7 separate regions of the Homo sapiens genome follow, and all the other regions are linked to region 1. Evidence: chromatin contacts called from ENCODE Hi-C or POLR2A ChIA-PET data. All regions are on one chromosome and are shown on one strand. The core of a region is the stretch at or near the end of the contact, and the rest is flanking DNA. Distances in the headings are between cores, read along the strand shown. Region 1 holds the start of RASAL3 (RAS protein activator like 3). Region 2 holds the start of BST2 (bone marrow stromal cell antigen 2). Region 3 overlaps MYO9B (myosin IXB). Region 4 holds the start of MIR23AHG (miR-23a/27a/24-2 cluster host gene). Region 5 holds the start of F2RL3 (F2R like thrombin or trypsin receptor 3). Region 6 overlaps MED26 (mediator complex subunit 26). Region 7 holds the start of CHERP (calcium homeostasis endoplasmic reticulum protein).

Evidence for each region. A loop is a pair of places that touch in the nucleus more often than their neighbours do. ChIA-PET counts read pairs that join two places held with the same protein, here RNA polymerase II (POLR2A). Pooled maps may share reads with other maps.
Region 2: a loop to region 1 is called in a pooled map, with 2.1 times the contacts of the local background. The contact joins the promoter of BST2 here to the promoter of RASAL3 in region 1. A Hi-C loop is called at or near these places in 1 of 50 pooled maps. POLR2A ChIA-PET finds 5 or more read pairs at or near these places in 2 of 52 experiments (activated CD4-positive, alpha-beta T cell and activated naive CD8-positive, alpha-beta T cell).
Region 3: a pooled map shows a loop between it and region 1 (16-fold over the local background). The contact joins the enhancer-like site here to the promoter of RASAL3 in region 1. A Hi-C loop is called at or near these places in 2 of 37 single-sample maps with no recorded cell type and 3 of 50 pooled maps. POLR2A ChIA-PET finds 5 or more read pairs at or near these places in 1 of 52 experiments (B cell).
Region 4: a map with no recorded cell type shows a loop between it and region 1 (16-fold over the local background). The contact joins the promoter of MIR23AHG here to the promoter of RASAL3 in region 1. A Hi-C loop is called at or near these places in 1 of 37 single-sample maps with no recorded cell type and 5 of 50 pooled maps. POLR2A ChIA-PET finds 5 or more read pairs at or near these places in 2 of 52 experiments (activated CD4-positive, alpha-beta T cell and activated naive CD4-positive, alpha-beta T cell).
Region 5: a map with no recorded cell type shows a loop between it and region 1 (13-fold over the local background). The contact joins the promoter of F2RL3 here to the promoter of RASAL3 in region 1. A Hi-C loop is called at or near these places in 4 of 37 single-sample maps with no recorded cell type and 4 of 50 pooled maps.
Region 6: a loop to region 1 is called in a map with no recorded cell type, with 21 times the contacts of the local background. The contact joins the enhancer-like site here to the promoter of RASAL3 in region 1. A Hi-C loop is called at or near these places in 7 of 37 single-sample maps with no recorded cell type and 6 of 50 pooled maps. POLR2A ChIA-PET finds 5 or more read pairs at or near these places in 1 of 52 experiments (CD4-positive, alpha-beta T cell).
Region 7: a loop to region 1 is called in a pooled map, with 7 times the contacts of the local background. The contact joins the promoter of CHERP here to the promoter of RASAL3 in region 1. A Hi-C loop is called at or near these places in 2 of 50 pooled maps. POLR2A ChIA-PET finds 5 or more read pairs at or near these places in 2 of 52 experiments (PC-9 and activated T-cell).

The regions. Positions count from the first base shown.
Region 1 is chr19:15,463,101-15,466,373 of GRCh38, reverse strand. RASAL3 (RAS protein activator like 3) reads left to right here and starts at 1,830. Exons shown (of 18, transcript NM_022904.3): 1 at 1,830-1,869; 2 at 1,997-2,343. The coding sequence starts at 2,016. RefSeq lists enhancers at 1,487-1,596, 2,237-2,366, 2,467-2,606.
Region 2 is chr19:17,404,067-17,407,339 of GRCh38, reverse strand. It overlaps BST2 (bone marrow stromal cell antigen 2), which reads left to right and starts at 1,710. Exons shown (of 5, transcript NM_004335.4): 1 at 1,710-2,049; 2 at 2,903-2,969; 3 at 3,151-3,211. The coding sequence starts at 1,765. BISPR (BST2 interferon stimulated positive regulator) reads right to left here and starts at 1,654. Exons shown (of 4, transcript NR_130766.1): 1 at 1,569-1,654; 2 at 1,044-1,263. It also overlaps a transcript of MVB12A not described here. RefSeq lists enhancers at 699-748, 949-998, 1,049-1,108, 1,299-1,678, 1,749-1,808 and 1 more.
Region 3 is chr19:17,124,432-17,127,704 of GRCh38, reverse strand. The region is part of intron 2 of MYO9B (myosin IXB); the gene reads right to left. Among named protein-coding and RNA genes, the nearest start is that of SNORA118, 34 kb to the right of the region's middle. RefSeq lists enhancers at 1,151-1,590, 1,701-2,090. Within about 2 kb of position 1,529, at least 29 of the 41 ENCODE cell types and tissues checked have a DNase peak (open chromatin) inside an H3K27ac peak, as active enhancers do; they include B cell, where a contact is called at or near this core.
Region 4 is chr19:13,841,299-13,844,571 of GRCh38, reverse strand. It overlaps MIR23AHG (miR-23a/27a/24-2 cluster host gene), which reads left to right and starts at 1,654. Exons shown (of 1, transcript NR_036515.2): 1 at 1,654-3,273. RefSeq lists silencers at 1,493-2,222, 2,683-2,742 and a cis regulatory region at 1,248-2,756.
Region 5 is chr19:16,887,274-16,890,546 of GRCh38, reverse strand. It overlaps F2RL3 (F2R like thrombin or trypsin receptor 3), which reads right to left and starts at 1,548. Exons shown (of 2, transcript NM_003950.4): 1 at 1,249-1,548; 2 at 1-974. The coding sequence starts at 1,357. RefSeq lists an enhancer at 274-873.
Region 6 is chr19:16,586,179-16,589,451 of GRCh38, reverse strand. All of the region lies in intron 1 of MED26 (mediator complex subunit 26), which reads left to right. Among named protein-coding and RNA genes, the nearest start is that of SLC35E1, 15 kb to the right of the region's middle. RefSeq lists enhancers at 103-152, 363-532, 783-852, 1,023-1,072, 2,577-3,273 and 2 more. Within about 2 kb of position 1,656, at least 31 of the 41 ENCODE cell types and tissues checked have a DNase peak (open chromatin) inside an H3K27ac peak, as active enhancers do; they include CD4-positive, alpha-beta T cell, where a contact is called at or near this core.
Region 7 is chr19:16,540,776-16,544,048 of GRCh38, reverse strand. It overlaps CHERP (calcium homeostasis endoplasmic reticulum protein), which reads left to right and starts at 1,612. Exons shown (of 17, transcript NM_006387.6): 1 at 1,612-1,695; 2 at 2,006-2,179. The coding sequence starts at 1,671. RefSeq lists silencers at 1,711-1,900, 1,911-1,980.

The DNA of each region.
Region 1 (3,273 bases), core at 581-3,080:
CAGCTTGGCCAACAGAGCAAGACCCTGTCTCAAAAAAAAATCTTATTAAAAAAAAAAGAACATGCTAAATTTGTGTTATATGAATTTTACCTCAATTAAAAAAAAAATAGGCCAGGCATGGTAGCATGTGCCTATTATCCCAGCTACTTAGGGGGCTGAGGTGGGAGGATCACTTGAGGCCAGGAGTTCAAGAACAGCCTGGGCAACAAAGCAAGACCCTCATCTCAACAACAACAAAAAAATTGTTTTTAATAAGCCAGGTGTGGTGGCATGCAGCTGTAGTCCCAGCTACTCAGGAGGCTAAGGCGAGAGGATCTCTTGAGCCCAGGAGTTAGAGGTTACAGAGAGCTATGATGGCACCACTGCACTCCAGCCTGGATGACAGACCTCATCTACAAAAAATAATAATATTCATATTATGTATAATGTAATATTATTTATATTACTATGTAATATAAATATTATATTTTTATTTTATGAGATCTATATTATTTTTATAGACCTCATTTATAAATAATAATAATAATAAGGGCCGGGCACGGTGGCTTACGCCTATAATACCAGCACTTTGGGAGGCCAAGGCGGGCAGATCATTTCAGGTCAGGAGTTCAAGACCAGCCTGACCAACATGGTGAAACCCCGTCTCTACTAAAAATACAAAAAAATTAGGCAGGCATGGTGGTGAATACCTGTAGTCCCAGCTACTCAGGAGGCTGAGTAGGGAGAATCACTTGAATCCGGGAGGCAGAGATTGCAGTGAGCCAAGATCGTGCCACTGCACACCAGCCTGGGAGACAGAGCGAAACTCCTTCTCGATAAATAAATCAATTAATAATAATAAGAGTAATAATAAATCTTGCCATCTTCCAGAAGCCCCCCTTGTACCCTCTTCCCAGCCACCAGTGCCTCCAAAAGAAACTGATACCCTGCTTGTTAGACATGGTTTTGCCTGCTTTAGGACTTTATGTAAATGGAATCACAAAGTGTATACTCTTCATTGTTTTGGGGTTTTTAAATTTATTTATTATTGCTTTTTAGAGATGGGGTCTCCCGAGGGCAGGGAGGGGAAAAAGAAAAAAAAAAGTTAGATATGAGGTCTCCCTATGTCACCCAGACTGGAGTGCACTGCCTATTCACAGGCATGATCACAGCTCACTGCAGCCTCGAACTCCTGGCCTCAAGCGATCCTCCTCCCTCAGCCTCCTGAATAGCTCAGATTACTGGCATTTTATGGCTTTGGTTTTGGTTTTGGCTCAACATTGTTTGTGATTCACCCAAGTTAAATCATTCTTTAGTTTGTTCTCACTGCTGTATGATATTCTGCTGTGCGAAGAGATCACAATTTATTCCTTCTCCCACTAATGGGTACTTAGGCTGCTTCCAATGTGGGGCTATTATGCATTGTGCTGGGGGGGCATATCTATTGGACGTCTACCTAGCAATGGAATTGCTGAGTCAGAGAAGATCCAGCTAGTAGTGTTAGTAGATCCTGCCAAACCGTTTCCCAACATGAGTGAATGGGTCTACACTCCGGCCAACTGTGGATTAGAGTTCTAGGTGCTTTGTATTCTCGCCAGCATTTGTTCAGCCTGTACTCATTTTGCAGAGAAGGCAACGGAGGCTCAGAGAGAGGGGCAAGTGCTGCCTCCCCGTCAGGGAGGCAGTCTGGGTCCTTCTTGCTAGAAGCCTGGTAACCCACCTCCTCTCTTCTCCTCCCTCGAACCTCCAGCAACCTGCCCGCACTGTGCCCTCCCAGCCTGGCTGTGGGGTGGGGTGGGACAGAGAGGGTCACGTGGAGTTGGGTTCCGAGGGAGGAAGCCAGGCGGGGTGCAGACGGCTGCTGATTCTGGGGCTGGTCAGGAAACCAAGGTAAGGGAGGGAGTGGAGGTGGGGGCAGGGGGATTCCTGGAGGCAGAGCTGAGGGTGGGGAGGGGGCCGAGATGAGGGCAGTATGTGGACAGACACTGGGCACTACTGTCACTCTCTCGTCCCCCAGGAGACCCCCCCCCCCAACCATGGACCCACCGTCGCCAAGCCGGACCTCCCAAACCCAGCCCACAGCCACCTCTCCGCTGACTTCCTACCGCTGGCACACAGGGGGCGGTGGGGAGAAGGCGGCTGGAGGGTTCCGCTGGGGCCGCTTTGCTGGCTGGGGCAGGGCCCTGAGCCACCAGGAGCCCATGGTCAGCACCCAGCCAGCCCCTCGCTCGATATTCCGTCGGGTCCTATCTGCGCCTCCCAAGGAGTCACGGACCAGTCGCCTTCGACTCTCCAAGGCCCTCTGGGGGAGGCATAAGAACCCACCGCCGGAGCCAGACCCGGAGCCGGAGCAGGAGGCCCCAGGTACATGGTTCCCCCACCCTGAGCTTGGGCCGGGCTGGGAAGCCGGATGCTTGGGTTTTGTCTGCCTCCGGAGCATCAACCATACAGACACAGGAAGTTGTGGGGAGTGCAAAAGCCCAGCAGGAAGCCGCTGGGGCCCAGCTACCCTGTTCCCTCTTTCCCCCTAAAGAGGGTAGGAGGAGTTGCCGGGGTCCTGTGGGCAGAGGGTCCATCTGAGGAAGGAACAGTGAATGTAAACCCGTGATAGTATTGTCCAGAGGCTAAACGGCTCTTGGCCCCAACGGGTCTCTCCTTCAATGGCTCAGGCCCATCCTTTCCTACCTGGATATCCATCTTCAGCCTGCCTCCTACTCTCCTACCTTCTAGCTTCCGTGTCTTTGTTCTGAGCCCTTAAGCCTCAGCCTCTCCATCAGTTCAGTGAGAATAATGATCTCCATTTTGGAGAGTATATAATTTTATTTGCTCATATTCATTCATTTATTCAAGCAGAGGTTTGTTGAGCTTCTATTGTATGTGCCAGGCCCTGATTTAGGCACTGAGGACACACTAGTGAAAGAGACAGATGACCCTCCCTGCCCCATGGAGCTCACAGTGTAGTGGAATTGACAGGAAATCCATCAACAAGAAAATGACAGATGGGCCAGGCATGATGGCTCACACCTGTAATCCCAGCACTTTGGGAGGCCAAGGTGGGTGGATCACCTGAGCTCAGGAGTTCGAGACCAGCCTGGCCAACATGGCAAAACCCTGTTTCTACTAAAAATACAAAAAAAAAAAAGTATCTAGGCATGGTGGCACATACCTGTACTCCCAGCTACTCAGGAGGCTGAGGCAGGATAATCGCTTGAACCCGGGAGGTGGAGGTTGCAGTGAGCTGAGATTGCACTACTGCACTCCCGCCTGGGCGACAGAGGGAGACTCCATCTCAAT
Region 2 (3,273 bases), core at 461-2,960, 1.9 Mb before region 1:
TCTTTTCTTTTATCTCTTCGTCTTGTGTCTTTATTTCTACACTCTCTCGTCGCCGCACACAGGGAGAGACCCACTGACCCTGTGGGGCTGGTCCCTACAGTAATTTTAAAGGGAAGAGCAACAAACTTTCGGTTTGCAGGGCTGGGACTGTTTACAGCTGCAAAATTTAGAGAGGACATCAATCTATTATTATCCACATTTTACAGCTGGGGAAATCAATGCTAAGAGAGGAAATTCATTTGCCCAGAGGTGCACCACCCTGGCCTCCAATGTGCAATTCATGCAATTGTGATTTCCGACCTGGTCCCAAACTAACCCTAAAGTTAGCAGGCCAGAACAGTGCTGCTCAAATAAGTCAGCTTAGTCAAATAAGTCAGGCAAAGGTCGTGTCTTTGCACCTGGAGTCCTGGCCAGGCTGGTAGGTCCCTCCTCCTGGGACAAGTTCACCCTCAGAATTTTCAGCAAGATCATCTCCCACAGCTTGTTAATTGGTTCTTGGTTCTAAGTGATTTTTTTGTTTATTGGTTTAAGAGATGGGATCCCACTCTATCACCCAGGCTTGAGTGCCGTGGCACAATCATAGCTCGCTGCAGCCTCAAACTCCTGGGCTCGAGTGATCCTCCTGCCTCAGCCTCCCAGCCTCAGCCTGGGACCACAGGCATGTACCACCATGCCTGGCTCTAAGTGGCTTTAATGGGGTCCTTCTGAGGGATGTTGGAGTCAGGGCCTGGGGGGAGTTCCCCAGGCCTTCTGGGAGGCCTGGGCTCTGGACTTGACCTCGCCTACTGTCTGGCCCTGCTGAAAAGAAAAAAAAACATGGAAATGGCAGACCTAACAGAATCTGGGCTGTGGTCAGGATGTGGCTGAAGAAGCCACAAGAAAAACATGCAGTCCCCTTTCAGCGGTCATGCCCAGCAGTTGGGTGCCGATAATGGGCCTGATTTCCTGTAGGAAGCCCTGGCTCTCTTGGCCACATGGACAGTGTCTGAGGCTGGCCCTGTTATTCCCCTTTGCAGATGAAGAAACAGGCTCAGAGAGTTTACCTGGTATCCTGGAGTCCCAGGAGCACTTTTTCTGGAAGTAGGAGCTTGTTTCCTGCAGGTGCCAAGACAGAGACCGACATTGTTTGTTGGCTGGGTCGGTCTCCCAGTTTTCAGCTGGCTCCAGTCTCACCTGTTGCTCACACACCCTCCATGTCTCCCATAGTCCCCTCGGTGGGGACAGAGGCACTGGATGAAGCCCTGCTCGTCACCACAGAGACACCTGAACACAAAAACCAGTCCCTGGGGTCAGACCCAGGCCCCGCCCCCAGACCCAGGCCCTGCCCTCACTCCACCACGCAACTGTGCAACCTCAGTTTCCCCAGGTGGAGACCGGACCAACAGTGATGGCCTCTGCCTCTTCAGGTCATAGTACAGATGAATACAGGCTGGCACGGCCTAGGCACTCAGTAACACACAGCAGAGGCACAGGGACTTAAGATGGAGTGTCCCAGGCAGCCACAGTTGGCTGGCACCCAGCTGGGAAGGGCCCAAGGGCTTTTAAAGCAGGGTGAAAAAAAAGCCCACCTCCTTTCTGGGAAACTGAAACTGAAAACCTAATTAATCCTCTGCCTGTAGGTGCCTCATGCAAGAGCTGCTGGTCAGAGCACTTCCTGGAACTTGCTATTGGTCAGGACGTTTCCTATGCTAATAAAGGGGTGGCCCGTAGAAGATTCCAGCACCCTCCCCTAACTCCAGGCCAGACTCTAAAGGGGAGATCTGGATGGCATCTACTTCGTATGACTATTGCAGAGTGCCCATGGAAGACGGGGATAAGCGCTGTAAGCTTCTGCTGGGGATAGGAATTCTGGTGCTCCTGATCATCGTGATTCTGGGGGTGCCCTTGATTATCTTCACCATCAAGGCCAACAGCGAGGCCTGCCGGGACGGCCTTCGGGCAGTGATGGAGTGTCGCAATGTCACCCATCTCCTGCAACAAGAGCTGACCGAGGCCCAGAAGGGCTTTCAGGATGTGGAGGCCCAGGCCGCCACCTGCAACCACACTGTGGTAAGCTCCTCAACTCCTTTGGATGGCCTAGTACTAGGCGGTGGGAGGGACAAGAATCTCTCCCCAGAAATCTGACCCAGGGTGGGTCTCCAGGGAGATGCAGGGGAGGTCCTGAAACTGCTCCTGGGCCCCCACATCAAGGGACCTAGGTTCCCCTACCAGGGTTTGTGGGCCCCTAACCCAGTCCAGGGCACTGGTGTAGGGGCAGGGTGTTAAAACTCTCCAGATCCCCCAAATCGGGGACCTCAGTATCCCCCTGGGACTTAGGTGAATTTATAAATTCTTTCCAGGGCACTGGTGTCGGGGGCCTTGAAACTCCTCGTGGGCACCAGTCCTGGGGGAGTAGAAATCCCTATTCAGGGTTGAAGGGGGACCTCACCAGACCCTGAAAAAGGGGGCTTTTGAAATTTTCACTTCATCCCTAAGAAACTGAAATATTCACCTGGGTCCTGATATGGGGGATCTTGAAACTCTCGCTGGGCATGTCACTTGGGCGGGGAAATCCCACTGCATTCTGGATTTGGTAGGGCCCTCTAACTTTTCTTGGGCCATTGCTCAGGCAATCTGGAAATGTCCACTAAACTTTGGTTATCGATAGCCTCCAAGTTTCCACGTGGGGTGGCCTCAAAACTCCCATTTTGAGGACCCACATGCTTATGGGTGGCCCTGGGAGAGTGTGTGGTTGTGGCTGTTCTTTAAGGTTGGAGACCATGGTGCAGAGAGGGTTGGAAGAAAACCTGAAAGGGGTTTGCATTTAAGCCCCTCTGTCCCCAGGACCTAGGGAGGAGGCCCAGGTCCCAGGGGCAGCAGCCAAACTCCCCAGGCCAAAACCCCAGATTCTAACTCTTCTTAGATGGCCCTAATGGCTTCCCTGGATGCAGAGAAGGCCCAAGGACAAAAGAAAGTGGAGGAGCTTGAGGGTGAGAAAGGGAGAAGGGAGAGGGCCGGGGAGGGGTGAGTCAGGTATGGAAGAGGGGGTGGGGGCAGGGAGACCAGGGCTGGAGGTTGGGGTAAGGGGGAGGTTCTGTCCCAGAGTGGAGCAGGGCCCCAGCATGGCCACATGCTGACCCGCCCCCTGTTTCTGTCCTCCCACCCTACCAGGAGAGATCACTACATTAAACCATAAGCTTCAGGACGCGTCTGCAGAGGTGGAGCGACTGAGGTCAGAGATAGCCTTCCCCCGCTACCCTCCACCTGCCACATTCCTCTCACCCCCACATCCCT
Region 3 (3,273 bases), core at 280-2,779, 1.7 Mb before region 1:
CAAAGTGTGGCCAGCCACCTATTACTGTACAGCCTACGTTCTAGGGACAGTTTTCACATTTTAAAAATGCTTAGGGGGCTGGGTATGGTGGCTCACACATATAATCCCAGCATTTTGGGAGGCCAAGGAGGGCGGATCACTTGAGGTCAGGAGTTCATGACCAGCCTGGCCAACATGGTGAAACTCCGTCTCTACCAAAATACAAAAGAAATTAGCCGGGTGTGGTGGTGGGCACCTGTAGTCCTAGCTACTCGGGAGGCTGAGGCAGGAGAATCGCTTGAACCTGGGAGGCGAAGGTTGCAGTGAGCCAAGATTGCGCCACTGCACTCCAGCCTGGGCGACAGGGCAAGATTCCAACTGGAAAAAAAAAATGCTTAGGGGAGAAAAAAAGTCAAAAAATTGGCCGGGCATGGTGGATCATGCCTGTAATTCCAGCACTTTGGAAGGCCGAGGGGGGTGGGTCACAAGTTTGAGACCAGCCTGGCCAACATGGTGAAACCCCATCTCTACCAAACTACAAATGAAATTAGCCGGGCGTGGTGGTGTGCACCTGTAGTCCCAGTTACTTGGGAGGCTGTGGCAGGAGAATCGCTTGAACCTGGGAGGCAAAGGTTGCAGTGATCCAAGATTGTGCCACTGCACTCCAGCCTGGGCGACAGAGTGAGACTCCATCTGAAAAAAAAAAAAAAAATGCTTAGGGGAGAAAAAATGTCAAAAGATCGGGTGGGTGTGGTGGCTCATGCCTGTAATTCCAGCACTTTGGAAGGCCGGGGGTGGGGGGTGGGGGTGGGGGTGGGGGTGGATCACAAGGTCAGGAGTTCGAGACCAGCCTGGCCAATATGGTGAAACCCCGTCTCTATTAAAAGCACAAAAATTAGCCGGGCATGGTGGTGGGCGCCTGTAGTCCCAGCTACTTGGGAGGCTGAGGCAGGAAATCGCTTGAACCCGGGAGGAGGAGGCTGCAGTGAGCTGAGATCGCACCACTGCATTCCAGCCTGGGCAACAGGGCGAGACTCCGTCTCAAAAAAAAAAAAAAAGAAAAAAAAAAGTCAAAAGATCTCTTGATGGCTGAAATTGATGTGAAATTCAATTTTCAGCAGCAGCAAATGACGTTTTCCTGGCACACAGCCACATCGGTCTGGGTCTGGCTTAAGGCTGCATTTGAGTTACAATAGCAGAGTCAAGCCATTCTGACAGAGACTGGGTGGCCCCTAGGATCTGTGTGAAATACAGACTGTCTGGTTTTCGTGAGAAAAGAGTGGCCAGGGGCCGCTGTTCTGGATCCTCTGTTAAATGGGGTTTTCCGGGGATCCCCGACATGGTTCCAGCAGGATGGGTCGGCAGGAGGTGAGTGTCACCCTGGGTGACTGGTCTCCCGAGGCCATGGTGGGGACGTGGAGGAGCAGGCCTGGGAAGCACCCAGGACAAAATGGGTCCACAGGGTCACGTGCCCAAGGAGGGCTGGGTGAGAAGAGACTCCCTGGGAGCTGGGAGCAGAGGGGGCGGAGGCCAGCAGGCAGGGCTGGAGGCGAGGAAATGAGAAGTTTAGCTGATGCTTTCAACAGAGCTCAGAGCTGTGGTGAAGGCGGGGCCGAGGGAATGAGGAGGTTAGTGGGGGCCATGTCGGGGATGATGCCAGCCAGGCACAAGGAAGACCCTGCGAAGGGGGTGGGTGTCATGGAGGTGAGGAGGCAGCTATGTGGTGCAAGACAGGACTCCCCACACCCCCAAGCCCAAGCCTGCACAGGAGGCAGCTGCAGGCTCAGTTGGCCTGCGGATGTGGGGGCAGGAAGTGGAAGAGTCACCCCAACCTCATGGCTCCCCTATTCGCAGAGGAGGAAGTGGAGGCTCTCCAGGGCCCCTAGCCTAGCTGCTGCCGGGTTCTGTTCTTTTCTGGTTGCTCAAGGGGTTTGGGGCACCCCGGCAGGCTCTCGATAGCTGGTTGCTGGTCAGATGGACGGACGGCAGGGATGTACAGAGAGCTGAGTGCTCCCAACGCCGTATGTCCCAGTTCACAAGAGACACCAACTGTCAGCCACAGACGCAGATGGCATTACAGCAAACACTGAAACGCAGCAAGGACTCCCAGGGCTAGGACGTGGCCCTTTAAGGACAGACTCCTACCATGAGCTAAAGTCTCACAGCAAACCCTACAGGGGTGGGGTAGGGGAAGCCTTAAATAACAACAAAAACCTAAGTGTGAAACAAGTTACTGAAATCTTACATATGTCACTAAATTTGGGTTTAGGTTATCACGAAACCACGTACTAGGTCACAGAAAGAATACAGAACAAACCAGGCTTTGATGGGGGAAGGTCCTGTTTGGTTCTCAAGGCTGTGAAAACATCTGAAGAATTTATCATATTTCCCCTAGGGCTCATCTTACCCTTTTTTTGGGGGGGGGGGGATGGGGTTTTACTCTGTTGCCCAGGCTAGTGTGCAGTGGCATGATCTTGGCTCACTGCAACCTCTGCCTTCCAGGCTCAAGTGATTCTCCACCCTCAGCCCTCCAAGTAGCTGGGACCACAGGCATGTGCCACCACGCCCGGCTAAGTTTTTGTATTTTTGGTAGAGATGGGGTTTCATTATGTTGCCCAGGCTGGTCTCGAACTCCTAAGCTCAACTGATCTGCCCACCTTGGTCTCCCAAAGTGCTGGGATTACAGGTGTGAGCCACCGCAGCTGGCCTCATCTTGCCCATTTGATGCCCAAATCATTCTCTTTGGGGGTTACTTTGTTCTTTTTTCTCAGCTTGAGATAGGACATGAATTCATTTACTTCCGTTCTTTCCTATTTGTGGATCTAATGGGTGTTCAGCTATGTGGTGTCCTCCTACCATCACTTTAAATATAGCCCATGGATTCTGATAACATACGGGTGTTTGTCACTGATTTTTAGAAAACCTGCAATTTTGGTCTGTTTGTACCTTTTTTTTTTTTTTTTTTTGAGACAGAGTCTCACTCTGTTGCCCAGGCTGGAGTGCAGTGGCGCGATCTCGGCTCACTGCAACCTCTGCCTCCCAGATTTGAGCAATTCTCTTGCCTCAGCCTCCTGAGTAGCTGGGATTACAGGTGCCCGGCTAATTTTTGTATTTTTAGTAGAGACGGGGTTTTGCCATGTTGGCCAGGCTGAGCTCGAACTCCTGACCTCAGGTGATCTGCCCGCCTTGGCCTCCCAAAGTGCTGGGATTACAGGCATGAGCCCCCACGCCCAGCTGTGTTTGTATCTCTTCATCTAAGAGTTGCTCAATATAAGTTTACTTTAAAAAAAAGTT
Region 4 (3,273 bases), core at 405-2,904, 1.6 Mb after region 1:
CATTCTTGTGTGTAGCTGCTCAGAAGGCCATGTGGTAAGTTGCTCCCACCTTCTGCGCCCCACCCTGAGTTGGGGAATTCTGTGCCACCCCAAATCTTCCCCTGGGGCCCCACTAGGCGGCTCTGCCCCCTCCTGCCCCAACCTGTCAGATCCTGCATCCTGGGCCAGCCTGCCCCTTGGGCCCCACAGGGAAGAAAAGGCCCTGGAGTCCCCAGGGCTGGGCCCCACGGGATGGTAGCTGGGTGTGGCTCCTAACTCCCTCTCCCCAGTTCCACCAGGTAGCAAGGTGAGAGCCAGCTGAGCTGATGAAATGGGGGACCCTGGAGGAATTCTGGGGTGCAAGGTGACACAGAAGCATCCAACTAGTCCCTCCAGTCCCTTGGAGGGCCTGGCCTGCTGCTGGGTACCCCCGCGCCCCCACCCCCAGAGTTACTCAAAAGGGGAGGCTGCTATCTTACCACCCAGGACGTGGATGAAGAATTGGATCCCTAGCCCCAAGGATGACACTTCAAAAATATTGGGGGCTGAGTGGAAAACATCATCCCCCAAAGCAATGCCCACCCAGGTCTGGGAAGGGTCCTGCGGGTTCCAGACCCCCACTGTGACACGATGGTGGTCGTGGGTGGTGGATAGGGGTCCATCGGCCTTTGTCGAGTCCTGGAGAGGGCAGATGGCAGCGGGACATGCCCAAGGAGACTGGCATGGTTGCAGAGGGCACCCCGCCCCTCGATCTCAGAGTTTTGTTCCTGGCCACCCACCTGGGCACTGGGCCAGGCCCCGAGGCAGGGCCTCCTCCTGAGGAACAATGCAGCCGCGTTCCTCCCGGTGGAGGCTGGAGGATGGAGCGGGAAAGACAGGCACACCGGGAAAGAGGGAGGGATCCAGGGAGGGCCTTGCTCCCAGAGCTACTCCGGGAGCCCGGGGAGTTTCCCAGAGGTCCCAGCGGGTGGGGGAGGGTGCCGGGAAGCCTAGGGGGAGGGGACCCAGACCCAGGGGCTGCATGGCCTGGGACCAGAAAGTCTTTTCTATGGCAGCAGGAGAGGGTTAGGTAGGATAAGAGGAGGAACTTCCTAAGGCTGGAGAAGGCGCTGTGGAACTGGAGCAAGTGGGGGTTCCTGTTTGGTGGCATCCCAGGGCAATACCCAGACCCAGGCCCCCCTCCCCGGGAGGGGTCTGCAGTGCCCAGTGTGCCCTGGGTCTGGGACCGAGCCCACCCGCCAAACCGCCCCTCACCAATCTCTATTCCCAGGGGCTCACGGCCTCCTGGGTTGCCTCTCCCTGGGCAGGCGCAGGCCTTAGACCAACAGGGGTTCCAGAGGTGGGATAGGGGGTTAGACCCTTTGCTCCCACCCTACCCCCGCAGACAGAGCCTTGGGCTTAAAACTCGGGACTGGGACTCAAGTTCAGGGTCCAGAGGGGGAAGTTGGGCTGGGTATGGGGCCCAGGCTGATTTCGGGACAAGGAGGGAGAAAGTTGGCCTTGAGTTGGGGGACGGGACAGAGTTGGGGGACAGGACAGAGAAACTGGGGGCGGGCCGGCTCGGGGGCACATGACGGCGACGCCTGCCCCGCCCCGCGCCCGCCCCCTGCCCGGCCCGGGGAGGGGGGGAGGAGACGGGAAGGTTTTAAAAGCGATTCGGCCCCGCGGCTGGCCGGCCAGTGAGTGGGGTGGAGCGCGGCCGGCGGCCGCCCCCGGCCGGTCTCGGGCCCGCAGCCCGCCCGCCTGAGCCTCGGCCGGCCCGGCCCGGGGCGGCGGCCGGAGCCCGGAGTGCGCGCCCGGCTCCCCTCCCCCCGCGGGTAAGTGGAAGTCAGGAGGGACCCAGGAGGGAGGCCGGGAGCGATCGGCGCCTCGGCGGCAGCGGCGCCGGCAACTTTTCCGCGCCTGGCTCGTGGGCGGAGTGGGGCTGCGCCCGGCGGGTCCCCAAGAGCGTTGCGAGAAGGCGAGGGCGCCGCCCCGCGCGCCTTGAGCGCCCCGCCGCCCGGGGTGGGTCGGGGATCGGGGACAGTGCGTCTGACGGTGGCGACGGCGGCCGCGGAGTCCCGGGGCGCCCCCTACGGAGCGGGGGAAGGGCGGCCCGGCCTCTGTTCCCTTCCCAGTGGCCCCTCCACCCCGACCCCCCAGGGGACGCATGGGAATGCGGTGGGGAGGGCGGGTCCCCGCGCGACTTGGGCAGGTCAAGGTGGGCAGAGAGTTGTCAGGGTGGGAGGGCTTGTGTCCGGCTCGGACATGGGGCTTGGGTTGAGGGGCTTGGATATGCATATGCCTACCCCACTCCTAGCCCCCCGACCTGGCCTTTGGACGGGAGGAATGGGTTGGGGGGGTCTCTCAGAGTTCTTTGGGTGGGGGCGGGGGTGGATACCGGTCCAAGTTCTTGACGTGTCGCCCGCTGGGTAGGGGGAAGGTCTCTTGTTGGGCAGGGGCTGGTGGGAGCTGGGGGGATGTCTCCTTTCCCTTCGGAGAAAAGCGCTCATTCAAGGTTGCATAGGAAGGAAAGCCAGGTTGGGGACCAGCCCTGTGCAGCTTGGGGTCCCCGTGCCTTTTGGCTGAAGGAGGAGGTTAAAAGGGCCCAGACTGAACCCCGACCCCTCTGTCTTAGCCCCAGACTGTTTTCTGATTTTAGCACTAGATTTGGCTGCCCCTAAAGCCCTTAGCCCTAACTGACCTTCCTGCCCAGCCCAGCCCAGCCCAGCCCAGCCAGGCCCCAGACCCAGTGGCTTCTTGAATGTTTTGGCTGTGCAGCTGGCTCCTTGTCACCTGCCCCCTTCCCAACCTTCCCCAGCTGGCAGCCTCTGACTCCTGGTCTATGAGGGTGAGGCTGGGGGCTGGGGGACCCCTGGCATAAGGGGTGTCCTCTGGCAGTCCTGCCCCAGCTGGAGGGCTGTACCCAACAGGTGCCCAGGCTTAGAGGCGAGGTGATGTTGGACACACCCTGTCCGCTCGCCCACATGCCCTGCCCGGGCCAGCCTGGGTACATGTGTTCACATGCCGATGTCCTGGGAAGGCACAGGCCCTGGGGCTGGTGCTAGCTTTGTTCTCTGATCCCGTGAGGCACCCATGGCCCTCTGCCCTTGCAGCACGTCCTCTGGGAGCTCCTTCAAGACCCCAACAGGCAGGCCTTGCCTGTGGATCTAGAGGGGGCCCTAAAATAGGTGCCGGCCTGGCCTGGGGCTGGCACGCGGAGCACATGCGTGACAGGGCGTGTCCAGAGGGTCGGGCCTGTCTGTGCTGGCCTGGCCACTGAGCCTCCGCCGACCCTTGCTCGCTGGAGAAAGA
Region 5 (3,273 bases), core at 299-2,798, 1.4 Mb before region 1:
CCCCGGCGACCGTTGGAAGAGCCCTGCCCGCACCTTGTCCCTGAACTCGGCCGACACGTAGTAGTAGATGAAGGGATCCACGCAGCTGTTGAGGGTGCTCAGCGCCAGGCTGGGCACGTAGGCACCATAGAGGTTGCCCCAGGCGCTGGGGCTCGGGTCCGAGTAATGCAGCAGCAGCAGCAGGTTGCTGGGCACGAAGAAGGCCACGGCGGAGGCCAGCACCACTGCGGTCAGCCTCAGCGCGTGGCCGTAGCGCCGGCCGCTGGCCGCCAGCGTGTGCAGGGTGGCCCCGTAGCACAGCAGCATGGCCAGCAGGGGCAGGAAACAGCCCAACAGCGCCAGGCAGGTGAAGGCCGGTTGCCAGTGGGAGGCCTGTGCGTCCAGGGGCAGCGCGTCATGGCAGAGCACGCGATCGGAGCGCGCCAGCCGGAAGGTCTGCCGCTGCAGTGTCAGGGGCAGTGCCAGGGCGGCCGCCATGAGCCAAGCAGCCATGCAGAGTCCAAGGGCCAGGCGCCGGCCACGCAGGGCGCGGGCCCGCAGCGGGTGCACCAGGGCCAGGTAGCGATCCAGGCTGACGGCGGCCAGCAGCAGCACTGAGCCATACATGTGACCATAGAGTGCGGCCGTGGCCAGGCGGCAGGCGGCCTCCCCGAAGGGCCAGCGCTGGCCACGCAGGTGGTAGGCGATCCGCGGGGGCAGCGCCAGGGCCAGCAGGAGGTCAGCAGCCGCGAGGTTCATCAGCAGCATGGTGGAGGGCAGCCGAGGTGCCTGCGTGGCCAGCACCCACAGCGCCAGCCCATTGGCCGGCAGCCCCACCACCAGGACCAGCCCATAGAGGGCGGGCACCAGCCTGGTGGGCACCCAGCCCAGAAGCAGTGCCCGTGAGCTGTCCGGGAGCTCCAGGGTGTCACTGTCATTGGCACAGACTTGGCCTGGGTAGCCGCGGGGGGCAGGCAGGATTGAGGGCGTGCTGTCTGGGAGAGAGAGGGGACCTCAGTCAGCCCCTGCCTCGGCAGGTGACGAGAAGCAGCAGGGAGGGAGGTGCTCAGAGCCTGGGGTCTGCCCTGGTGGGAAACAGCTGGACATGACACTCAAGGGAATAGCCCAGCCCTATGGGGTCAGAGACGGGATACAGAGTGGGCTGGGCTGAAGCCCGCAACTTCCCGGCCTCCCCCTCCCCAGCTCCGGGCCCCCAGCTCCATCTCTGATGTAACCCCATCTCTGCACCCCAAAGCCAGGACCACTCACCATCACCACCTCCGGTGCTCCCGCTCTCGTCGTAGACGCTGGGGGTCTGGGTGCCGCCAGACAGGCTGAACCCCAGCACCAGGGGCCACAGGAGCAGTCGCCCCCACATGACTGCACTCAGGCTGCTCTGGGCTGTGGCCTCAGGCTTCCTGCCTCGCCGGACCCTGAGCCCCAGCTTCTGGAGCCGAGGCGGACGAGCAGATCGCGCCGGTAGAGATAAACCAGGAAGGCTGCCCCTGCCCCCGCAGACCCACCAGGGCCGCTTGCCAGCCAGCCCGTGGGAGGACTGGAGTGTGGGTTATGGAGACCGGGCTGCCCCACGTGGCTATATCCAGTGTGGCGCCTCCCAGGGACCCAGGTGCCAGGCCAGCAAGATGCAGGGGGGGGGGTCCCAGCTGCAGCCAGCACCCCCGGTCCCTGACCAGCCCAGGAAGCATCTGCGGTTCAAGTGGCCACTTCCTGCCAGCCGCTCACATCTGCAGCCACTGTTCTCACGACAGCCCTGTCCTCACCCCAATCCCCACGCCCATCACGGGCTCTGGGCCTTTCCTGAAGTCACCCCCCGACTTCCTATCTCTGGTGAGCAGGATAAGAAGAGCCCTGCTAGGCCAGGCACGGTGGCTCACGGCTGTAATCCCAACATTTTGGGAGGCCAAGGCAGGCAAATCACCTGAGGTTGGGAGTTTGAGACCGGCCTGACCAACATGGAGAAACCCCATCTCTCATAAAAATACAAAAATTAGCTGGGCTTGGTGGCAGATGCCTGTGGTCCCAGCTACTCAGGAGGCTGAGGTGGGAGAATTGCTTGAACCCAGGAGGTGGAGGTTGCAGTGAGCCGAGATCTTGCCACTGCACTCCAGCCTGGGCAACAGAGCGAGACTCGGCAAAAAAAAAAAAAAAAACCAAGGATGGGCGCCTCCCAGAGGGTAATAGCGAGGGTCCCTTCAGACCCCCAGAGCAGCACGAGCCCAGCGTCAGGGACTCTGGCTGAACCTCGAGAGCCCCTCAGCATCCTCGGCTGACCCCATACTCACAAGGCACCCCTGTATGAGTGCCTCACTTCACTCTTGCCCAGGGGACACACGGGCATCTGTAGGGGAGACAGTGATGCTGGGGACAGCACCTGCCGAGGACCGGGGGGACTTCGGGGTGTGTGGCTCGCCTGCTCTGACCTCTGACCCTGAGTGAGGTGGCCAGGTTGAAGGGTCCCCAAGCCAGCCTCCAGGGGGCCTCCCTCCTCTAGCCCCAGCACATCCCCACTCCTGGGTACCATTGGATGGGGGCTCATCGGGCAGATGAAGAAACTGAAGCTCGGGGGGGTACCCCTTCCCTCTTCTGCACAAGGCCCCTCAGTGTTGTCCCTCCCTGCCTCAGAGAGGCCTCAACCCGTCGTGCCCTGGGGGAGTCTGGTATGGGTGGTTCTGGCCCCAGTGTGCTCAGCGCTGGGCTACAGGGGATGGGGGACAGGGCTTGGGGGGGTCTGGGAGCAGGAGGGCCTAGTTGGGAGCCATGAGGATTGGGGAAAATAAAATGAACTAGGGATGGGGGAGGGAGGGGTCCAATGTGGCCGTTTCCTGCCTGGGGGAGCCCTAATCTCATCACACACTTGAGCACTCGGGGATCAGCCAGGAAGTGACTGAGCAGAGTCTTGGACAGAGTCAACACCCAGCTCCAGGAGGAGACACTGAAGCCTGGAGAGAGAGTCTAGCTGGGGCAGGGTCTCAGAGGCCCTGCTCCCATTTCTGGGCAGTTTCCATGGCCACCAATGAGAAAATCAGCTTCACGTCAATGACTTGGGGAAAAAGGTGGCTGAGGACACCCTCAGCACACGGAAAACCCACGCCTGGGCTCCCCCCTCCACCGTCTTCTCTGTGAGCAGAGTGGGAAGCTGTGCAGGGGAGGCTGGGCACACCGGCAGTCCAGTGATGCTGGGGCAGGGTGGTTTGAAGATGATGCATCAAAATAGTGATGCACGACCGGGCGCAATGGCTCACGCCTGTAATCCCAGCACTTTGGGAGGCCAGG
Region 6 (3,273 bases), core at 407-2,906, 1.1 Mb before region 1:
GTTCATCCAACATTGAATGGACAGACCATGATTTATTTATTCGGTGTTCTGTTGGTGGCTGCGTGGGCTGTTTTCAGTTGGGGCTGTTCTGATACAGCTGCTCTGAGTGCATTTCTGTAGGTGCTGCTTGGAGTGGAATTGCTGGATCATAGCGTGAGTGTCCATCCTTAAATGGTGGTTACCATGGGATCCACAGAGTCACCAGACTCTTTCTTGGGTGACAGTGTCCTTGGTTCTCTGCACCGTGGCCCTCGTTGCAGGAATGCCCAATGAGAAGGCCCCTGTGCCCACTCCTGTCCCTCCAGCTCCACACAGAGCCCAGGAGCTGTGGGGGAAGGGGTGGCCCTGGACCTGAGCCAAGTGTAGTCCTCCCCTGGGGTTTCCTGGCAGCCTGGGTGAGAGCCTCAGTGGTGGCATTTTATCTGTTGCTTCTGTTCTTGACCTTGGCTGTCTCTGTCTACTCCTCCGGGTCAGTACACAGGGATCCTAACGCCCCCTCCCAGCATCCAGCGGGCCCAGAGTTTGGTAGAGCACCTGTGTGCAGTCGGTGCTCAGAGAGCATTTGATGACTTGTCTCGGGGAATTCTAGAAGGTCACTAGTTCTCAGGATCTTACAGCAGCCCAATTGGACAGGCAGGCGGGGGGCTGCTCTCCTTCGGCTTCCTCTCTCAATGGGCCTCTGAGGCTGCCTCCAGGCACCGTGCTGGGCACTGCCCTGCCTGAATGGATCTTACAGACCACAGAGCAGCCCAGCAGAAAGTGCAGTGTGCGGGTCCTCGTGGCCTGGCCCCTGGGGGCGTGGTCTCCAGCACACCATTCATGCTCTACAGACACCATCTTGTGGTTTTCTCATGCTCTCAGAGGAGGAACTGGGCTCCAGTCAGTGATAGGTCTTGCTTGCGTCAGTGCTGGAGGCCAGGTGCGGTCCCCTGCTACAGCTATGCGCGGCTCAACCATCAGGTCCTTGTCTGCCCAGCCTCAGCTAGGATCTTCCAGGCGGCGGCACAGGGTGCGCTGTTGTGTGCATCTCTGTGCTTGGCAGTCTCTTGAAGGTTGTTCCCTGTTGATTCCTGAAAAGCTGGCTCGTTCTTATTTGGGCTCTGTCTTTGGCGGAACATATATGGGCCGAGCACTGTGTGTGTGTTTCCCCCGAGGATGTTGGGTCATTTCCAGTCTTCTGCAGCTGGCATTCTTATCAGCTGCTCCTAGAAGAGAGAGGCTGAGAGGGAGAAGCCCCCACCCAGCGTGCTATCACCAGGACTCCGCTTGGCTTCCCACTGCTCCAGTTCTATCCGCGTAGCAACGAGTCAATTTACAGATGAGCTTTGAGAGCTCTTGTGCCTTCACAAAGGGCCAAATGGCAGTAAGAATCGTAAGTTCTGCAGACCTGAAGCAGAGGTCAGGAGAGTCTAGGTTGGTAGTTTGGTTGGGAAGAGCTGCTAAAAACAGAAAGTGGGAGGGAAGGACGCTGTGGGGGCAGTGGCTGTGGAGAGCAGCGCTGCCTGCCTCCTGGCTTCATCTGCAAGTTTCCCTCGCTGCAGAAGTCAGGCATGCCTACTGATGGAGCTCCTACTTCTGCCCCAAGCCCTGGGCTTCCTCTTTCTGAGTTGCTCATGGGGTTCAGTCAGGGCTCCGCGTGCTGCCTGTACTCAGGTGGCATTTCCCGTCCCCCGGGCTGAGTTGTAGCATGCAATTGCATACTTGCCCAAGCATTACAGGAGCTGTGGCTGCAGGACAGGGAGGGCCACATGGACATGACAGACCACTCAGGTGGCCGGCTGCTCCTGGGAGTAGCAGGAGGGCCCCAGCAGGAAGTGCTTTTCAAGTGGTGAGCTTGGTGGCTGTGGCCGAGACATGCACCTTCCCGTCATTGTTCCTCCCAGTGTCATTCTTCCTCTGAGAAGCTGTGAACTTGAGGCTTTGCCCCTGGGGTTTGAGGCTCCCATGAGGTCCCCTCAGAGGAAGGTGCCTTCACTGGGCAGAGCCTGGTGGACCTGCACCAGCCCCATGAGGCTGAGCGGAGAGTGCAGGGTGGGGCCCGCCTGAGGGTAAGCACAGCAGCACCCCTCAGGGCTGCGCTTTCCAGAGCTGAGAGGGAGGGCAGAGCTGGGGTCTTGGGGTGGAGGTGGGGTGGGGATGCAGGTGCCGCCTCTTGTACTGACTTGCACCAGAGGCAGTTTGGCTCCCAGCTGCCTGGGAACACGTGCGGAGTTTGTCAGAAGCAGGAAGACTTGGTGTGGCGGGAACCAAATCACAGACACACACTCTCCCAGCAAAGCCCTGTTTGATTCACCCGTGTGTCCTCAGCAGACACGACTGTGTGTTGGGGGTTGGGGGGTGGGCGAGGTGACTCAGCCGCGGACGGCATTAGAATGCTTAGCACATTGAAGGCAGACTGTCTGTTTCTGGGTGCCATCTGTGGCATGTTTGGGTTTGGAAGGACAGCTTGCTTGCTGATGAACACTTCCACAGTCTTTTGAGCTAAGTAGTTTTTGTAAATTACTGTCTAGACCATTCTGCATTAAAAAAAAAAAAAAAACCCGACAACATCCCCATTGTTGTTTTTAAAGTGAACCGGTTTTTACAGGTGCTTTGCCACTGAGGCCTCAGCAGGGGCTGTTTTGAGCCCAAGGAGCAGGTTATGTGGGCTGTGGGGCACAGGTGCGGGCCCACAGGCTGCCAGGGCAGTGCCGCCCACCGTCCAGGGTGGTCAGGAAGGCTGGCCGGACACCGAGGTGGGGGAGTGCAGAACTGCAGTCTGTGCTCCATGTGCACTGTTCCCAGGGCCAGCCCGGTGGGGAGTGGGCTCCAGTGCCATCTGAAGCCCTGCTGTGGTGGCCCGTGCATGCCTGGGTCACCCTGGTCCTGCCTCTCAGGCATCCTGGGGACAAGGCATAGACAACACGGAGACCGTGGAGGTGGCCCTGTGTGGGTTCAAGGAACTGTTTGTAACCTGTGCATTTCACTGCAGGAGCACGTCAGGAGAGTCTTTACAGAGTGCCGACATCACCACAGGCTGGTGGCACCTGGTACCCTTCACCCCACCTACTCAAAGCACCAGATGGGCCCTGTGTGTTTGGTAGCCATGTCAGGCTAGTGGAAGGCCAGGCCTCACCATCTTCTAGCTGTGTGGTCTACCCGGGACCTCCATTACCTTCCTGGCCCTCAGTTACCTTATCTGTAGAGTGCGCTTGTGAGGATGACGTGAAAGAACTTGGCACAAGGGCAACCCACCAGTGATGGTCCTGTGCGAGTTGTGCCCGGTTGGGCCTG
Region 7 (3,273 bases), core at 363-2,862, 1.1 Mb before region 1:
CAAAAATTTTATGAACTTTTCTTTCTGGTTATAGAAATACCTAAATAAGGCTGGGTAGGGTGGCTCACACCTGTAATCCCAGCAGTCTGGGAGGCCAAGGCAGGCAGATCATGTGAGGTCAGGAGTTCAAGACCAGCATGGCCAACCTGGTGAAACCCCATCTCTACTAAAAATGCAAAAATTAGCCGGGCGTGGTGGTGCGCACCTGTAGTCCCAGCTCCCCTGGAGGCTGAGGCAGGAGAATTGCTTGAGCACGGGAGGCAGAGGTTGCAGTGAACCGAGATCACACCACTGCACTCCAGCTTGGGCGAGAGAGAGCAAGACTGTGTCTCAAAAAAAAAAAAAAACCAAACAATTAAGATCCTCGATCTTCATGAGAAAATATGAACTAGAGGACATTTAGAAAAAAAAAAATCCTTGATCTTGCCTCCTGACCTGCAGAGTCTAAAATATTTGCTTTCTGTCCCTTTTATACAAAAAGTTTTGTTGATTCCTAGCCTACAGCAACACTTGATGTAGAGTTGTCAATCCATAAGCATCTGGTGGAAAAATGCTGTTAACAATAAAAATGAAACTAATCTAAAATACATGTGCATTTATTTGCACAGAAAAAAACAGGCTGGGTAAAGTAGCTCATGCCTATAATCCTAGCACTTTGGGAGGCCGAGGCGGGAGGATTACTTGAGCACAGGAGTTCAGGGCTAGTGAGCTATGATCATGACACTGCACTCCAGCGTGGGCCACAGAGCAAGACCTTGTCTCAAGAAAAAAGAAAAAAAAAAACGGATAAAGGAAAAAAAAGCGGCGGGGGCGGGGGGCAGGTATAGCCAACTAAGCATTAACCATCTCAAGAGGATCAGTTTATATCGGACGTCCACAGCAGAAATTTGCTGCTTCTGGCTATCTTTTCCCCACAATTAGCAAGGGTTAGCTTCATTATTTTAGAGGCAACCCAACTGCAGCTTTTAGAAAGGCGCTGTGCCCTCTAGGCCAGCAATTTGAGGGCATGGGTTGGGGGGTACCCCGCCCCAGTCTTCCTGACCAAAGAGTGGAGCGGAAGAAAGCCAGGAGGAGGATGTTTTGAACCTAAATACGTCCAGCTGCAATCCCAGTCAAGCTCGTCGCCCCCAGTTCTGCTCCACCTCCGGTCTGGCCGGGGAGAATGTGACAGTCGCCGCAGCCCGGGATCCACCCGGACGCACCTCACCTCGCAGTCTCCTCACTGTGCCCGCGAAAGGAAAGAGACCCTGGCCCAGGCACGAAGTCCCCAGGCCCCTGGTCGCCCGGAGGTAGCAACCAGCCAGCCCATCGGGCTGCGACGCCGACCAAGGGGCACGCCCCGCGCCCCCCGGTCTCGACTAACACCCACCCGCGCCGTTCCAGCCTTTCCGCGGCGCCGCGCGACGGGGACCCACTCTGCGAAAGTGTCAGGAAACTTCTGCGCGTGCGCGTCGCTAGCCCCTCCCGCGCGCCAGGCATCGCGCGGCTTCTTCCCGCCTGCCTCCCGCTCTCACTTCCGGAGTTTCCCAGCGACGGCCGTAAGTGGCGGGCGGAAGCGGCCCTAGAAGCCCGCCGTAAACGGCTCCCTCGCGCCACTTCCGGCCGGCTTCCGCAGACGGCGCTGGTGGTCGATCGTGTGGCGCCGGAGGACGTTCCCCGCGGCCGGAGCCATGGAGATGCCGCTGCCCCCCGATGGTGAGACCCAAACCGGCCGAGAGACCGTTTCTCTCTCCCCGGAACCTCCTATTGGCCGGCCCCGCCTCCCGGAGTCCCCGGGTCTGGGAGGGGGCGGGGCTCGGCCTCGCGGCTTCGCCTGCGGCCTCTCCCGTGGGTCCCCGCATTCCCGGCGAGCGTGTGGCCCCTATCGGGACCCGTACAAGGGCGGCCTCTTCGGGGCCCACCCCCTTGGGGTCCCCGGCAAGGCGGACGGGGGCTGGGGCGCCGAGTCCCCCGGCTTTGGGCGGTCCTCGCTGACGCCCCGCGTGGCCTTTTCTCCGTCCTCCAGACCAGGAGCTTCGAAATGTCATCGACAAGCTCGCCCAGTTCGTGGCTCGCAATGGGCCCGAGTTTGAGAAGATGACTATGGAGAAGCAGAAGGACAACCCCAAATTCTCGTTTCTTTTCGGAGGCGAATTCTACAGTTACTACAAGTGCAAGCTGGCGCTGGAGCAGCAGCAGCGTGAGTCCCCTCCGGCACTCAGGCCGTCCCATCGAGCGCTTCCTTTCTCGGATTCCAGTCCGGGCTCTGCCACAAACCTCTTTCTTTCGGGTCGTTTATTCTTTGAAGTGGAGCAGCTCGGTCCACACGATCCCTGTTCCGCTGTTCCCACGGCCCTGCACAGAGCGGCTGCTGGGTGCCACTGTAATGGAGAACAACGAGGTTTTCGATCCTCCCCCCTGGGCTCTGGATCAGGGATTTTGCTGTTGTTTTGCAGACTGATGACGGAGATTAGCAGGAGTAGCGTGATTGTTTTAGTGTTTTCTAGGGAGGAAGTGATAGAGGCCGGATGGGAGTCCATGGGACAGGCACTGTCCAGCCCCCTTTGCCGTCTCCCTGTGGGTCCAGCAAGGTTTTGTGCATTTCAGATGCCTGCAGCAGAAATCAAAAAGAATTATCCCTCTGAGTTTTAGTTATTGGCAAGTGTTTATCAATGTTCGTTCATTTAGGCAACAGGATTCCAGTCCTGCTCTAAAGAAGTTTAAAGTTAGGAAGCAGAGCTGGCCTTTGAATAATGGATAGTCACCAGGTGGTGCGGCTGCTCAGGGCAGGTATCACATCTGTCACGTTCAGTACCCAACCCCGTCTCTAGATTGTTTAAATGAATAACTAGGAGTTTGCCAGGTAGATGGACATTGAGAGGTGGTTGTCCGCTGTTTGATCGAACGCCAATTGTGTGTTATGTATTAAGGTACAATGACCCAAACAAGGTCTGTTTGGCTTCGGCGAGCGTGTAGTTCAGGGGACTACACGCTCGTCTTGTATTAAGGTACAAGGTCATTGTCCCTTAATACATAACACACAGTTGGTGTTCGATTAAACAGCTTGAAAGGAGGCCTGTTGCAGTGGCTCATACTGTAATCACAGCACTTTGGGAGTCCAAGGCGGGCAGATCACTTGAGGTTAGGAGTCTGAGACCAGCCTGGCCAACATAGTGAAACCCTGTTTCTACGAAAAATACAAAAATTAGCCGGGTGTGGTGGCCCGCGCCTGTAGTCCCAGCTACTTGGGAGGCTGAGGCGGGAGAATCGCTTGAACCCGGGAGGTGGAGGTTG